Linked DNA regions of Homo sapiens: region 1 is linked to region 2. The links are chromatin contacts, found by Hi-C or POLR2A ChIA-PET in ENCODE. All regions are on one chromosome and are shown on one strand. Each heading gives the region's core, a stretch centred on a gene start or an enhancer-like site at or near the end of the contact. The rest is flanking DNA. Distances are from core to core; before and after follow the strand shown. Region 1 holds the start of UPF3B (UPF3B regulator of nonsense mediated mRNA decay). Region 2 overlaps DOCK11 (dedicator of cytokinesis 11).

Region 1 (5,938 bases), core at 3,439-5,938, 1.3 Mb before region 2:
CCACTCCTAGGTATGTATCTGACATGAATCATCAAACAATATGCACTAAAATCCCAGCAGCACTATTTGTATTAGCCCCTAAGAGTGGGATAAATTGCAGCAGACTCATACAATGGAATATTATGTAACAGTGAAAAGGAATAATCCACAGCTACATATAACATAAATAAGCTGGGCGTGGTGGCTCAAGCCTGTAATCCCAGCACTTTGGGAGGCCGAGGCGGGCGGATCACGAGGTCAGGAGTTCAAGACCAGCTTGGCCAATGTTAGAAACAAAATGCTTGTTCCTCGGTGCCACAAAGAAATAGCACTCGAACATAAATTTAATTTTCACAGCAAGACAATTTTTACTTCTATAGAAGGGTGCGACTCGTGAATGGAGTAATGGCAAGAGCACACCTGAACAAGGGAGGGGAAGGGGTTCTTATTCCTGACACAGGTAGCCCCTACTGCTGTGTCGCTCCCCTATTGGCTAGGGTTGGACTGCACAGTCTAAGCTAATTCTGATTGGCTACTTTAAAGAGACCAGGGGTATGAGCCAGAGTGGCGGGGTGAATAGTTTGGTGGGAAGGACGGTTAGGAACAGGTAACTAAAGGTGACTTAGGTCAGAGCAGGGACCAGGGGTGACTCAGGTCAAAGCGGATGACCGGGGTGAGTCAGGACGGAGCAGGTAACCAGGGGAACAGATGTGAACTACTGATGAAAACTGGTGGAAAATGTTGTTTACTGAAACTACGAGGAAGTTAAACTTTACAATGGAGGACAAAGAACTGAACATACTGACATACTGATTCTTTGAAGAGAGATCTAGATCTCACTGTATCCAACAGCCAATATGGTGAAACCCCATTTCTACTAAAAATACAAAAATTAGCCGGGCGTGGTGGCACACGCCTGTACTCCCAGCTACTCGGGAGGCTGAGGCAGAAGAATCGCTTGAACCCGGGAGGTGGAGGTTGCAGTGAGCCAAGATGTAAGCCAAGATGGCGCCACTGCACCTCAGCCTGGGCGACAGAGCGAGATTCCGTCTCTAAATAAATAAATAAAGAAATCTCAGTCATAAATGTTGAGAGAAAGGAGCCTAACATAAAAGAATACATGCTGTATGATTCAATTTACATAAAGTTCAAAACAGACAAACTCAATAGTATTAGAAGTCATTCATAAAAGGATGTAGCTGCTAAAAAAGAAAAAGCAAAAAGGATAGTGGTATTCTTGGTGGCGAAAATGACTGGGAACAAGTAGGAAGAGAGCATCTGGAGTGCTGGCAATGTTTTGTTTCTTGATCTACATGCTGGTTACATAAGTGTGTTCACTTTGTGAAAATTCAGCAAGCTGGATGCTTACTTTTAGTGCACTTGTCTGTACATCTGTTATACTGCAATTAAAAGTTTCATCAAAAAGGAAGTCTACAGTATGTGTTAGGTAGAATAATATCTCCCCCAAAGTTGTACACATCCTAATCCCCAGAACCCATGACTGTGTTAGGTTATATAGCAAAAGGAAATTAATGTTGCTAATCAGCTGTCCTTAAAATAGGGAGATTATCCTGGATTTTACAGGCGGACACAATGTAAACACAGGAGTCCTTCAAAGTGAAAGGGGAAAGTGCAGAGGCCAGGAGTTGGAGACCAGCCTGGGCAACACAGTGAGACCCCTTCTCTACAAAAATGAAAATAAATTAGCTGGGCATGGTGGCATGCACCTGTAGTCCCAGCTATTTGGGAGGCTAAGGCAGGAGGATCACTTCAGCTCAGGAGTTTAAGCCTTCAGTGAACTGTGACCCTGAAAAAAAAACTTGGAATGGCAAGGCAGAGAATAAAAGAGATATAGACAATAGACAGAAGTAGGGGCAGGGTCAGAGAGAGATGCTTGAAGACGAAGGGTTCATAAGCCAAGGAATATGGGCCGCCTCAAGAATCTGAAAAAGACAAGGAAATCTATTATCTCCTAGAGCCTCCAGGAAGGAACTCAGTCCTGCCAACACCTTGATTTTAGCCCAGTGAGACCCATATTGGACTGTTTGTTTATTTATTATTACTATATTTTTTTGCCCCCTCACAGGACAAAGCTAAAACCTTGTTGGACTTTTAACCTACAGAACTGTAAGATAATACACTTGCATTATTTAAACCCACTAAATTTGTGGTAATGTTACAGCAGGAATAGGAGGCTAATACAGTTGGTGTGGGGGAAGATCAAGTGTTCAGTTTTGGATGCATTCGGTGGCTGAACACGTTAGACGTCTTAAGTGGAGATGTTCAATAGGCAGTTGGATACATGACTCTGGAAATCATCAGGGAGGTATGGGCTGGAGATGTAAATTCTTTTTTTGTTTTGTTTTGGTTTTGAGACGGAGTCTCGCTCTGTCGCCCAGACTGGAGTGCACTGGCACAATCTCGGCTCACTGCAACCTCGACCTCCTGGGTTCAAGCGAATCACCTGCCTCAGCCTCCTGAGTAGCTGGGATTATAGCTGCCTGCCACCACGCCCGGCTAATTTTTTTGTATTTTTAGTAGAGACGGGATGTCACATGTTGGCCAGGCTGGTCTCGAACTCCCGACCTCAGGTGATCCACCCGCCTCGGCCTCCCAAAGTGCTGAGATTACAGCTGTGAGCCACCACGCCCGGCCTGGACATGTAAATTCTAGAGTAGAGTTGTCAGCAAAGACAGAAAAGCCAAAAGAATGAATGAGATTAATAAAGGAGTGAGTGTACATAGAAAAGAGGTCTAAGGACTGAGCCCTGGGACACTTTATTCTGGCAACTGACAAACAGCTGGTGGTTTAAAGCTAGTGAGGACACCAAAACAGAGGCATACACTACCAACATGCAAGTGCAGAGCTAAGCAGTAGGTCAGAGGCAGATGCATAAACAAGGCTCATAAGAACGGCCAGGTACTGAAAGCAAGAGTAACAGATGTCAAATACAGGGAAACCGTTTTAGCCACAGGAATAGGAATCCAAGAATAGGCTGGACAATTGGAGTGAGAAAATTTAAGTGCAGAGTCAGGGGAATATATTCTAGAGGTCGGCAAAAATGGGAGTTGGCCCTTAGGCAGCTTTCTGCCTTGGGCTCCTATTGCATCTTTAATTTGGTTTCTGTCCTCTATGGGTGTCTGTGTCTCTCTCTCTTTTTGAGATGGAGTCTCACTCTGTCACCCAGGTTGGAGTGCGGTGGCACAACCTCGGCTCACTGCAACCTCCGCCTCCCAGGTTCAAGTGACTCTCCTGCCTCAGCCTCCCAAATAGCTGGGACTACAGGCGCCTGCCACCATGCCCAGATAATTTTTGTATTTTAGTAGAGACAGGGTTTCACCAAGTTGGCCAGGCTGGTGTCGAACTCCTGATCTCAGGTGATCCGCCGGCCTCGGCCTCTCAAAGTGCTGGGATTACAGGAATGTGCCACCACGCCCTGCTAATTTTTTTTGTTTTTAGTAGAGACAGGGTTTCGCCAAGTTAGCCAGGCTGGTCTCGAACTCCTGACCTCAGGTGATCCACCCACCTTGGCCTCCTAAAGTGCTGGGATTACAGGCGTGAGCCACCACGCCTGGCCGACTGATCTGCTTTCTATCACTGTGGTTTTATTTTTCTAAAATTTCATATAAATGGAATTGTACAACATGTACTCTGTGTCTAGATTCTGTCACTCAACATAATCACTGTTAGATTCACATTTGGATTGTTTCCAGTTTGGAGTTATTATAAATAATGTAAAATTGGCCCTTTTTAAGTGAAGATGGTGATCGCAACTAAATCAAGTTGGGTTTTATTTTTATTCCCCTCCCTGTGGGACATCAGTACCTGGGGAGAAGGATCCTTTTGCTAAAATAAGGTGATGAAAACAAATCTTGTATATTTTAGTCATATTACTCCTTTAAATATCAGTATCTTGTGTTTATTTATTATTATCCTTCTTTTTTATATACAGGGTCTCGCTCTGTCGCCCAAGCTGGAGTGCAGCGGCGCGATCATGGCTCACTGCAGCCTCGAATTCCTGGGCTCAAGATCCTCTCTTCTCAACCTTCCCGAGCAGCTGGGACTACAGGCGTGCGCCACTGAACTCGGCTAATATTGTAGTATTTACTAAGTATCTGTAAATCCTAATCAATATAAGGAAAATAAAGTTTTTTAAATGTTAGGCTTTTTCTTTTAGTTGTAGGAAAATAAATGCTAAAGCCTCTGAATTCAATGATAAAAAATACAAGTCGCTCCCCTAGTGAGGCAAAATTTGGACGGCATTGAGTTTATCTGATGGAAACTAAGCGTGAAGAACCTATCTTTCGACCTGGAAAACTCTGAAGATGAAAGGATTCGATTTACTCACAAACAGGGACCCTGAGATAGCTCTGGCCCCTGAACGCCCAACAAAAGCGGGTAGCTGCTTTGTATGCCGGGATTTGTAGTCCCCGACAGAGTCACTTCAAGATGGCGGAATTGCTAATGACGCGCGAAGGGGCGGGCCCCGAGGGAGTCTGGGCCGCGAGGGGATTGGGTGGCGCAGGAACTTGGCGGGCGGGAAGTAAAAACCAGGTGTTAAAACCTTTGCACTGGGAAAGGCCCAAGTCTCGCGAGAGCTTGGCAGGACCCAATGGAACGTGGGGCCCGACTTATCACAAGGGGCATTTGTTGGGGGCGGAGCTTTGACGGGAGCTTCCCGGGAGCCGTTTGTGCCCGGGGTAACCCCGTTCCGGCCAAGCCGCTTCAGCGGGGGACGTAGCCATGAAGGAAGAGAAGGAGCACAGGCCTAAGGAGAAGCGAGTAACCCTGTTAACCCCCGCCGGGGCCACAGGCAGCGGTGGTGGGACCTCGGGGGACAGCTCCAAGGGGGAAGATAAGCAGGATCGCAACAAGGAGAAGAAAGAAGCGCTGAGCAAGGTGCCCGGTCGGCCGCTGGCCCGGGAGAGGGCGGGACGAGTCCGCAGCGCGGGGAGGATGGCTGGGAATGGGGCTGCCCCCTTTCTTTCTCAGGTTCTCCTTCTATCTCTTCGCCTGAATGGAAGTCGCATCATCCTGGTTCATCCATTCACCCGAAATGGGGAGAGCCCCTCCCGGCCAAATCCTGGGTGGGGGTGAGGAAAAGAGGGGACTCCCCAAACGGGAAGGGTTTAGGTCAGAGCTGTGAGATGATAATGGGAGGGAAGAGCGACGGTATAAAGAATGAGGAACTAAAGGTGTAATTGGGGAGAAATATTAAATAGTGAAGGAGACATGAGGGATGGGAATATTATTCATGGAGGCGAGTTGGGGGAGAGTGCAGGGTGATTAATGGTACAGGAGGGTAGATCGAGAGCATCCTATTTTGAGAGCAATGGGTAGATTTTTTGTATTCGTTAGAGTTTTGAATTCTTAAGTTCAATGGGCAAGGATTTTGTTTTAAGATGTGTTGGACGTGGGAGAAACTTGTTGCTAAATCAAGATTTCGTGGCACCCACAAAGACCAGCGTTGGCTTACTAAGTTATTGCCACTAGATCTGTTAAAAAATGGGTGATCGAAAATGATGCACAAACCTGGTAAACTGCAGGGCTGCTGTAAAGAGCAAAACCTGCGATTTTTCCTTGCTCCAGGTGGTTCTCATTTCCAAGGGTTTTTTTAAACCGCGTTACTATTATGTTTGACTAATTCTGAGCATTGGGCTGCAGAAGAATATTTTCTCCTGGGTTTTTACAAGTGATCTCATATTTTAAAGCCCAGCCTTCTTCAGGAACTGTGATTCTTTCAGGTATGACAGAAAACTGATTTGTACTAATTTTATTTTCCTTATGCATTTCTTAAGGTGGTAATTCGAAGATTACCTCCCACTTTGACCAAGGAGCAGCTTCAGGAACATCTTCAACCTATGCCTGAGCATGATTATTTTGAGTTTTTTTCTAATGATACGAGGTAAAAAAAAAAAAAAAAGGAAAGGGGTAAATGAAAAAGGTTTCTTTCATTCTT
Region 2 (5,829 bases), core at 820-3,319:
CATATCTTTCATACGACTGGAGCTGGAAGCCAGACCTGCTGACCCCAGGTCCTTGTGCTTGTCTTGGTAGCTGCTCCCAAGATGTCATGGCCTGGGAACTACCGCCTTGCTAAGGATAGGTTTACAACAGAATGCCCAGCAGGGAAGCGATGTTTTTCACTGCTCAGGTCTTTCTTCTTTCTTTTCTGTTTGTGAATTAAGACATGGAAATTTCACAGGGAATAAGTAGGCACTATTTTGCCACCTATACGGGAAGTGGTAGAAAGTGATTGTCATTTTTGCTGACAAGGGGAGGGTAGTTAAAAAGAAACATGGTCAAATCAAAACATTAAAGATTTATGTATTCCAAATGGAGGTGTTACGTTCTTTTTCTTTTTTTTTCCTTTTCTGTTTTCCCCCAGAGTTTTCTAGCACAAACAAGTACCGCTGGTATAATCCAAAACATACAATCAACTTAATTTGGTTTTTTTAGTTATTGTGGTAAAAATATACATAAAATTTACCATTTTAACTATTTTAAAGTATATACTTCGTTAAGTATATACTATATAAGTGTCTGCATTTGGCATTAACTATATTCACATTACTCTGCAATCATCATCATTACCCATTTCCAAACTTCCTCATCATCCCAAAGAGAAACTCTGTACGCATTCAACTCTGCACTTCCTCCACACCGCCCCCGCCCATCCCTGGTAACCTTTATTCTATTTTCTGTCTCTATGTACTTGCCTATTCTAGGTACCTCATATATGTGGAATCATATAAAATTTGTCTTTCTGTGACTGGCTTCTTTCACTTAGTATAATGTCCTCAAGCTTCATGCATATTGTAGCATGTGTCATAATTTCCTTCCTTTTTAAGGCTGAATAATATTCCATTGGTCATCTGCTGAGGGACACTGGGCTGTTTCCACCTTTTGACAATTGTGAACAATGCTGCTATGAACAGTGGTGTGAAACAAGTATCTGAGTCCCTTCCTTCAATTCTTTTGGGGAGAATTTCCCAATTCCACCTAATAGAATTGCTGGGTTATATGGTAATACTTTTTTTTTTTTTTGAGACAGAGTCTCGCTCTGTCACCCAGACTGGAGTGCAGTGGCGCTATTTTGGCTCACTGCAACCTCCGCCTCCTGGGTTCAAGTGATTCTCCTGCCTCAGCCTCCTGAGTAGCTGAGATTACAGGCACACGCCACCACGCCCAGCTAATTTTCATATTTTTTAGTAGAGATGGGGTTTTACCATGTTGGCCAGGCTTGTCTCAAACTCCTGACCTCATGTGATCTGCCTGCCTCTCCCAAAATGCTGGCATTACAGGTGTGAGCCACCTCTCCCAGTCTATTATATGGTAATTCTATATTTAACTTTCTGAGGAACCACTTAACTGTTTTCCATAGTGGTTGTACCATTTTACATTACCCACCAGCAATGCACAAGGGTTCCAGGTCCGCCCCGCCCGTGTTCCTCAACACTTATTTTCCAGTTTTTTGAATAACAACCATCAGAACAGGTGTGAGGTGGTATCTCGTTGTGGTTTTCATTTGTATTTCCCTGATGACTAATGGTTTTGAGTATCTTTTCCCGTGCTTATTGGCCATTTGTTTATCATCTTCAAAGAAATGTCTATTTAAGTCCTTTGCCTGACTTAAATCAAGTTTGTTGTTGTTGTTGCATTATAGGAGTTCTTTATCTATTCTGGACATTAATCTCTTATCAGATATATGCTTTACAAATACTTTTGCCCATTCTGTGGGTTGCCTTTTTACTCTCCTGTTAGTGTCCTCTGATTTGAGAAAAAAATCAGAGGACACCGACAAATAAAGTTAATGTAATCAACTTTATTTTTTAAAGAAGGTATGGGTTGAATTTTTAGGGAGCAAACAGACAGCCTGAAATATGGATGGAGAAGGTACGCCTAATACCTCCTTTTTACCCTTCTGTGGGTGAAGGAACAAGAACTGAGGTATTCTCAATGAGGTCACAAACTCATCAATCGTCCCCCAACTTGGCTCCTTTTTAGGCAGCTAATGCGGTGGGGCACTTGTGTACTAATGACAGTCACAGAAAGGAAACTCATCTGGGTGTGGTAGTGAGCCCAGCAAGGGCAAACAGGCAGGGTGGGGAGGACATAGATCTTACAGGCTTATACGATTCCTCAGCCCTACCAGCTCTCTGTTTCTGGCTGGTTCTTAACTACACACTCAAACTTCCAAACTTCTCACATAGAAGACAAACATGCAGATTTGTCACTACTGAATGGAGAGGAATGCTTGAGTAATTATTGTGAAAAGTGACACCCAAGTTCAGTTCCATCTCGGAGGATCAAACTCCCCTTCTTGTCTCTCTGCCCCTTATTTCCTTTCTCTTCAGTCCCCCCTGCAAAATGGGCCTTCGAACCAACTATTTGTCACATGGGAGTTTGTTTTCTAAGTATTATTGAGTATGATCAATTTACACAGGCAATGAGAAAAAGCAATACATATTCATTTTCTTCTAGGAATAGCCCCGGAACTATACTCAAATCCTCTAGAAATGGCTGTGTCTCAGTAGCTTATGTGAATAAACTCAGTCCAAATTTCAGGACTATCGTGAGGCTGAACTGTTGAATATCCTTACTAAACGTGAGAAACACAGTGCACAGTGCAGGTCCTGTAAACTGAAATTTCTCGCTCTACAAAGTACTGATTTGTTTTTGAAAGGTATTGACAATTACAGATCACCAACCTACCAAACTGTCTTTTCATAAGCAGAGTAAATAACCTAAAATCTTCTTACCTAGGAAGCACACCTAAAACCCCATGAACTGCCTGCTGCACATGCATTCATTTAACCAAGAATCCAATGAGAAGGATATTTCTAGAAAGGTCTCCACCTAGACATACAAATGGCTTAGAAATTTCAATGTTAAACAACCTTTATGCTCAGTAAGTTCTTTTTTGTATTTAATTCAAATCCTAAGGGCAAAAACTCAACTTCTTTAGCATGTGACCATATGTCCTACCCTCAAAGCCATTTCATTATGAGGGTGGGGAAATGAAAGAAAATGTAGGACAGGAGGAAGAAATGTAACTCTTCTCTATTATGCTTCTAACATTTATTGAAAGCTTGCTAAGCACCAGGTACTATGCGAAATGCATTACATGCGTTACCTCATTTAATTTTAGCAATGACTGTATGAGGTAGAGAATACTATCACTACTCACATTTTATCAATGGGAAAACAGATTAAGAGAGGTCAGAAACTTGCCCAAGTGAGCAAATAGAGTCAGCGTAGTACGCCAAATTCTGAGATGCCCCTAGAATTCTTGCCTCCTGGTCTACTCACCCTGTTTAATTCTCCTCTTGAATGTAAGCGGGACCTGTGAATATTGAGAGATATCCCTACCCTGATTAGGTCAGGAATCAACTGACTGTGAGTTAATCAAAACAGAGAGGATTCCAGGTGGGCCCGACCTAATCAAGTGATCTCTAGAAGAGGAACTGGGCCCATCCTGAAGAGAGAGATACACCTGCTGGATTTAAAGAAGTAAACTGCCATATGATGAGAGGCCTATCTGTCCAGGACCTGAGGATGTCCTCTAGGAGGTGACAGCAACCCCCAGCTGAATGGGACCATTTCAACTACTTCAAGGAACCAAATTGTGCTATCTTGAATGAGCTTGGAAAAGCTCTGAGCTTCTGGATAAGAATGCAGTCCTGCCAACACCTGTAAAACCCTGAGCAGAGAATCCAGCTGAGCCATGCCTACACTTCTGACTGTGAAATAATAAGTGTGTTATTTTAAGCTGCTAAGTATGTGGTAATTTGCTATGCAGCAACAGAAAACCAGTATAGTCAGGATTCAAAGCCAGGCTCTATTTAACTCTGGAGTGCATGCTTTTTTTTTTTAGACAAAGTCTCACTCTGACCCCAGGCTGGAGTGCAGTGGTGCAATATCACTCATTGCAACCTCCGCCCCCTGGGTTCAAGCAATTCTCCTGCCTCAGCTTCCTGAGTAGCTGGGACTACAGGTGCCCGCCACCACACCCAGCTAAATTTTTGTATTTTTAGTAGAGACGGGGTTTTGCTTTGTTGGCAGGGCTGTTCTCAAACTCCTGGCCTCAAGTGATCTGCCTGCCTCAGCCTCCCCAAGTGCTGGGATTACAGGAATGAGCCTGGCCAAGTGCATGCTCTTAACCACTACAGCAGATTCTGCAGCAGTTTTGTGAATTCCCAAACATTTTCAATGCTTTAAAGAGTAAAGATATTAATGTAAATCTCTATGTAATAGGAATGGTTATGATATTTTCTTCTTCTAGTGCAGTTTTCAAGTTTTAGAAATGTTTTTTTTACCACATTCTAGTATAGAAACACACTTATTGATATGTTACATTTGAGATGGAGGGAGGGGAGAATACATATTCAATAGAAAACTACTCAAATACAATGTGATAATAGGTTACGTTGTGAAAAATAAGTAGGATGGAAAACATAAGATTTCATTTACCAAAAACACCTTATTAGAATAGACGTGGCTTTTGCAAGAGCTCCAGGGTATGCTATTTACAAATACTTTCCTTCTGACTATTGCGTGAACTACAAAGTCTGTCATGTGGTGCTTCCAAGGAGATGACAACACATTCCCTCTTTTAACAGGGCACAACTAAAAATGTAGTGAATATGAGAAGCCAGTGAATTCTCTGCTGCAGTGAAATAAACTTAAAGAGAATTCCAAAATTCAAACACTGTGGTTGCTTTTTGGAGAGTGTCAGTCTAGAACTAATGGTTCATGTTCCCCCTTCATACAAAAACTACACACGGAGGTGAATTGATGAATAATAATAGCTAACACTTAGCCTATGCAAAGGGTTGACCATGGATTATCCCTTTAGGCCTCATGCTTACCTTATGCGGTAGGTATGATTATCACCATCACTCCTATTTTATAAACAAAGAAACTGGGACTTAAAAAGGTTGAGTAAGTTTCCCAATATTCCACAGCCAGAAAGTGGCATTTCAACTCAGAAGTGGACACCAGAGCTCATTCTCAGTCACTTAGCTATATGACCAAAACTTCTATTGCTTTCCAACTAGATGTTTCTTCCATCCTTCACAGTATCTAGGAATGCTCAATAAATTTTGCTGGTAATGATAAGGAATGAGAGACCGGAACCTGAGGGAGTAGATAAGGCTTCCAAGCCATTCATCACTGTGAGAAGATGGGAGATGTGGAGAGGGCAGAAGTTGACAGAGGATAAGGAAGCAGGCTAAAGGCAGCCCCCACTTATGTGGATGTCAGTCTAAAGGAAGTGAACAGGATTGTACTACTTAGAACTCCAAATATATGTTGACTAACCACGCACAAGCAGATTTAATTCTGGCCCTAAGATCATTTAAAAAAATAATAAAACCCAGTTTTCCAGAGTGTATTTCTCTCTTTTGGAAAAGTTTCTGCTCCACATCTGGAAGTGATTTTCTAACAACACTAATTCCAATGAGTCATCTATGATATTAAGCAATGATTCCATAGGGTGAACCCTGATCATATTTTTCCATTGACTGGCAGCCACCGAGGTCAATGAAAGGCAAAGGCGAACCCAGACATGGAGAACCTCACCCTCCACAGCTCCATCTTGTATTATCAAGGACATGGGTTTTAAGAAGTACAGGAATGCAATCCATCTCCCAGCACTAATGCAAGGCATCTTCTAATATACTCCGTTTCTTTTCACTGGTTATATGCAGAAGATGGATCCAAAGGCTGCTTGAGGGGAAAGCAACCATAAATTAAGCTGGCAGAAGAAACATTATGAGGCCATGTGTAACCATGAGGCAGTTAGAAAAGCAGGG

Evidence for each region. Hi-C counts contacts between places; a loop is a spot of excess contacts on that map. ChIA-PET counts read pairs that join two places held with the same protein, here RNA polymerase II (POLR2A). Pooled maps may share reads with other maps.
Region 1: a loop to region 2 is called in a pooled map, with 2.0 times the contacts of the local background. The contact joins the promoter of UPF3B here to the enhancer-like site in region 2. A Hi-C loop is called at or near these places in 3 of 50 pooled maps. POLR2A ChIA-PET finds 5 or more read pairs at or near these places in 2 of 52 experiments (T-cell and activated CD4-positive, alpha-beta T cell).

What each region holds. Positions count from the first base shown.
Region 1 is chrX:119,851,713-119,857,650 of GRCh38, reverse strand. It overlaps UPF3B (UPF3B regulator of nonsense mediated mRNA decay), which reads left to right and starts at 4,688. Exons shown (of 11, transcript NM_080632.3): 1 at 4,688-4,878; 2 at 5,778-5,884. The coding sequence starts at 4,723. RefSeq lists an enhancer at 4,654-4,713.
Region 2 is chrX:118,520,376-118,526,204 of GRCh38, reverse strand. All of the region lies in intron 1 of DOCK11 (dedicator of cytokinesis 11), which reads right to left. Among named protein-coding and RNA genes, the nearest start is that of DOCK11, 27 kb to the right of the region's middle. RefSeq lists an enhancer at 1,966-2,025. Within about 2 kb of position 2,069, at least 3 of the 41 ENCODE cell types and tissues checked have a DNase peak (open chromatin) inside an H3K27ac peak, as active enhancers do.